Regions from separate parts of the Homo sapiens genome. Here region 1 is linked to region 2. A link is an interaction called in ENCODE POLR2A ChIA-PET data of the cell type or tissue named here. Cell type or tissue: A673. All regions are shown on one strand.

The links. ChIA-PET counts read pairs that join two places held together with the same protein. Peaks named below come from ENCODE experiments on the same cell type or tissue, not always from the same donor. Only the 100,000 strongest peaks of a DNase experiment are listed, where the experiment ranks them.
Region 1: POLR2A ChIA-PET joins it to region 2 with 12 read pairs; 2 of 35 experiments call an interaction of 5 or more read pairs at or near these places.

The regions. Positions count from the first base shown.
Region 1 is chr15:57,276,058-57,278,557 of GRCh38, reverse strand. The region is part of intron 19 of TCF12 (transcription factor 12); the gene reads right to left. Among named protein-coding and RNA genes, the nearest start is that of SNORD13D, 1.3 kb to the left of the region's middle. In A673, no CTCF peak of the experiment used is centred here; no DNase peak of the experiment used is centred here.
Region 2 is chr15:56,912,423-56,914,922 of GRCh38, reverse strand. The region is part of intron 2 of TCF12-DT (TCF12 divergent transcript); the gene reads left to right. Among named protein-coding and RNA genes, the nearest start is that of TCF12-DT, 4.8 kb to the left of the region's middle. In A673, no CTCF peak of the experiment used is centred here; a DNase peak (open chromatin) is centred at 1,032; H3K27ac peaks cover 1,281 bases.

The DNA of each region.
Region 1 (2,500 bases), 360 kb before region 2:
AGAAAAAAAATTTTTTTTTTTACAGTGATTGCTCCCTTGCTCATATAACTGTTTATTTTTCCTATAGTTAATAGCTACTTGTTTTTTCATTTGTTAGTAATGCAAATTCCGTCTCCCTAACCCCACCACTGAATGCTCCAAGAGATCTAACAAATGCCTATCAATATATTTTCCTAAAATCTTGAACACATCATCAATTAATTCCATTTTCTTTCCTTGGAAACCTTTCTTCTGCAGCTAATAGTATTCAATTTTCAATGGACTAGTTGCTCTCTAGGCCCAGTAGCTCTTGTCATGGGATTTATTTTTGCTGTTTTTCTATGTTAAATCCTTTGTTTCCTGGATTCTATAACATTTGTCTTTGTTGATTATGCACTTATTTGGTTAAAGCATATGTTCCAGATGCTTTCTGAAAAAATATACACGAGCCAGGTGTGGTGGCTAATGCCTGCAGTTCCAGCTACCTGGGAGGCTGAGGTGGGAGGATCGTTTGTGCTAGGAGTTTGAGACCACCCTGGGCAATACAGTGAAACCCTGTCTCTATTTTTTAAAAGGATGTATATGGAAGGTAAATTTTTAAAGGATTTGCATATCTGATATATCTTTTTTTTTTTCTTTGAGACAGGTTCTCACTCTGCTGCCCAGACTGGAGTGTGGTGCTACAACCATAGCTCACTGCAGCCTCAATCTTCTAGGGCTCAAGTGATCCTCCCACCTCAGCCTCCCAAGTAGCTGGTACTTCAGGTATGAGCCAAGACATCCAGCTAATTTTTAAATTTTTTTTAGAGATGCGGCCTAACTGTTGCTCAGGCTGGTCTCAAGTCATCTCCTGGGCTCAAGGGATCCTCCTGCCTTGGCCTCCCACTGTGCTGGGATTACAGGCATAAGCCACTGTGCCCAGCCAACTTAATTTTTTTTTTTTTTTTTTTTGAGATGGAGTCTCACTCTGTCGCCAGGCTGGAGTGCAGTGGCACAATCTCGGCTCATTGCAACCTCTGCCTCCTGGGTTCAAGCGATTCTCCTGCCTCAGCCTCCCAAGTAGCTGGGACTACTTGCGCACGCCACCCCACCCAGCTAATTTTTGTATTTTTAGTAGAGATGGGGTTTCACCATGTTGCCAAGGATGGTCTCGATCTCTTGACCTCATGATCTGCCTGCTTCAGCCTCCCAAAGTGCTGGGATTACAGGTGTGAGCCACTGCACCCGGCTGCCAACTTAATTTTTATTTAGAGACAGGGTGGACTTGGCACTGTCACCCAGGCTGGAGTGTAGTAGCATGATCACAGCTCGCTTCAGCCTCAAATTCCTGGGATTAAGTGATTCTCTTGACTCAACATCCCAAGTAGCTGGGACTATAGGCACACACCATGCCCAGCTTATGTGGAATATCTTCATTCTATATCCATCTTTTGATTAATTGTCTGGCAAGGTATAGAATTCTAGGTTGAAACTGGCCAGGTGCGGTGGCTCACGTCTGTGATCTCAGCACTTTGAGAGGCTGAGGTAGGCGGATCACCTGAGGTCAGGAGTTTCAGACCAGTCTGTTCAACATGGTGAAACTCTGTCTCTACTAAAAATACAAAAAATTAACTGGGCATGGTGATGCGTGCCTGTAATCCCAGCTATGGAGGAGGCAGAGGCAGGAGAATCGCTTGAACTCAGGAGGCAGAGGTTGCAGTGAGCCAAGCTCACACCACTACACTCCAGCCTGGGTGACAGGGCGAGACTCGGCCTCAAAAAAAAAAAAAAGGAAAAAAAAAAGAAAAAAAAAAGAATTCTAGGTTGAAATTATTTTCCTCAGAAATTTGAAGGTGCTGCTCCACTATCTCCTGGAATCCAGTACTACTGTCCAGAACGCTGATGATATTTTGATTCTTGTTTCTTTATCTATAAGCTATTTATATTTTATCTCCAGAAGCTTTAGAATATTTTTTTTACCCGAATGCTCTGAAATTTCATGATTATGTATTTTAACTTCGGGGCATTTAAGAAATCACTGTATTCAGCACAAGATTAGATCTTACCACTCTTGAAACATGTATTCTTCAGTACTTAGAAACAAATAAGTACCACTATTCCATCGACTTTCTATCCTACATGCAGCTTTCGCTATTTCATCTGCTATGGTCTCCTCTCTCATCTGTCCTTGTGGGTTAAAATGAATATCATTTTTATTTATTTTAGTGGGGATGTAGGAAAGATTGCAGTATTATCACTGCATATGCTAAGTCTACCACATTTAACCATCTCATTGCACCAGAATCTCCTGGGGTAAGGTTTGGAAATGTTTGAGGAAAGAAAAGCTTCAGGTGATTCTGGGACCAGCCAGATTTCAAAACCACTGTCCAACACCATTTATGTTCAAACTCACTTGTAGAACAGGAAACTGAAAATCTAATAGTTCTCTCATCACTAAATTATCAAAAGAACAGTGACCTGACTAAGCTGACCTGTGAAAGAGCTTGAGAGGAGGAAATGTTTAACCACTGAGTCTTGAGTA
Region 2 (2,500 bases):
ATTTTTCTTCATAGAGACAAGGTATCACTATATAGCCCAGGCTGGTCTCAAACTCCTGTGCTCAAGTGCTCCTCTCACCTCAAGCCTCCCAAAGTGCTGGGATTATAGGCATGAGCCACGATGCCCAGCAATCTAATAGAGCTTAGTTCACTGTCCATTCACTGTAATCCACTACTGGACAGACACAGGAATTCTGTCAACATGGTTTCAGCCTCCCCACACACACAACACACACACTTCATCCTTGAACACACATGCATATTTTATGGGACACCAGAGTTGCCCAGAGAAACCTTTATAGTCAAAAGGAAAAGTAGCTAAAGCAATGGGCTTTTTGCTTCCTTGGCAGATTGACTTAACCTTGGACCCTTTTTAGAAGACAAGTATTCTAGGAAGCTAAGAGGAGAAGGAGAGAGAGAAGAGAATCAAGTCAGGTGTTTAGCGGGGGTAGTAAATTACTCTCCGGATGAAGTGACTGGCCTCCTAACGTTATCCACTAAGATCCGAGGTTGACGGCTAGTAGACCGTATGGTAGCTTTCTGCTCTATAGGAGAATAACTGGCCAGGTGCAGTGGCTTATGCCCATAATCCCAGCACTTTGGGAGGCTGAGGCTGGCGGATTGCTTGAGCCCAGGAGTTTCAGACCAGCCTGGGCAATATGGAGAAACCCTGTCTCTACAAAAAATACAAAAAATAGCTGGGCATGGTCGCATGCGCCTGTAGTCTCAGTTACTTGGGAGGCTGAGGCAGGAGGATTGCTTGAGCCCGGGAGGCGGAGGCTGCAGTGAGCCAAGATTGCACCATTGCGCTCCAGCCTGGGCAATGGGAATGAAACTGTCTCAGAAAAGAGAAAAGGAGAATAACTGTCCCCTTGTGACTAACAGGGATAATTTATGTAACAGTGAGTTTAATAAGTATTATCCTCAGTTCATGGCACTACCATCATTGATGAACTAAAAGCCAAGACTTTTTACTCTCTCATGAGCCAAATTCTACTAATGACCAACCATCTACTCTCCGCATTCTTTTCCACCAGCCAGCAAGAACCTCCCACTGTTGTGGTATTTCCTGGTAGAGATTTCGTCTTTTCCCTCTGAATGTTGATAGATAAAAATAGTTCTCTACTCCTTGCCAATATCATTTTTATCCACTATTTAAGACACTTAGATGGCTTATATGAATGCTATATTCAGATATGAGGACATGCCCCCCCCAATTGTCACTCAATATCTTTTACACTCAGTATCTTTTTCCCCTTTAGAATCTCCTTTCATATTTTATAAAAACACACATTTACACCAAAATCGAGACAAATTCAGAGGCCAGGAAAGGAAAAAAACTGCTAAACAATCTAGAGCATCAAACTTGGAGAGATATTTCCATTTTTTTAACTTAGTAGAGTTAATCAGAAAAAATGAATTAATAACCTTTTTCCATATTTCTGTGTGTATCTTGGCACAGTGCCTAGCAAGTAGTAAATTGCTCAAAAAACATGTGTTGAGAAATGAATTGTTATTCACTTCTAGGTAGAGATGGCAGTTGAACACATGCTCCAAATTTTGTTCCTTCCCAAAACCACACTAAGACATCAGTAATGAAATTTTCAAAACAATTTTTTTTTCAGACAGGATTTTGCTCTGTCGCTCAGGCTAGAGTACAGTAGTGCAGTCACGGCTCACTGCAGCCTCGACCTTCTGGGCTCAAGGAATCCTCCAACCTCAGCCTCCTGAGTAGCTAGCATCACAGGCGCACACCACCATACCCAGCTAATTTTTGTATTTTTTTGTAGAGACAGAGTTTCACCATGTTGCCCAGGCTGGTCTCAAACTCCTGGGCTCAGGTGATCTGCCTGCCTCAGCCTCCCTAAGTGCTGGAATTACAGGCGTGAGCCACTGCACCTGGTCCCCCAAATGTTTTGTTTGTTTTTTGTTTTTTGTTTTAGACAGTGTCACGCTCTGTTGCAGGCTGAAGTGCAACGGCGCAATCTCGGCTCACTGCAACCTCCACCCACCAAGTTCAAGCGATTATCATGTCCCAGCCTCCTGAATAGCTGGGATTATAGGCGCCCGCCACCACGCCCGTCTAATTTTTTGTATTTTTAATAGAGACGGGGTTTTGCCATGTTGTCCAGGTTGGTCACGAACTCCTGACCTCAGGTGATCTGCCCACCTCGGCTTCCCAAAATGCTGGGATTACCGGTGTGAGCCACTGCGCCTGGCCATATTGGGTACCTTTTTAAGGAAGGAGTGCCGGACTCATGTGCTTGTAATGGCATGATGGAAGTCAGCTTACATATTTAGAGATTTGTGTAGGCTACTCCCACAGATTAAGGATTAATTATTTCCAAAATAGATGCTCTAAGAAAAAAATCAAAAAGCAAAGAATACTTACCACATCAAAGCACCTGAAAAAATCCTCCCTTTTGCCAGTAAAGTAAAACTTGTACAGACTAAAAACTTAAGTATTTGGTGACTTGCCAGTCATATGATGAGAATAGGGA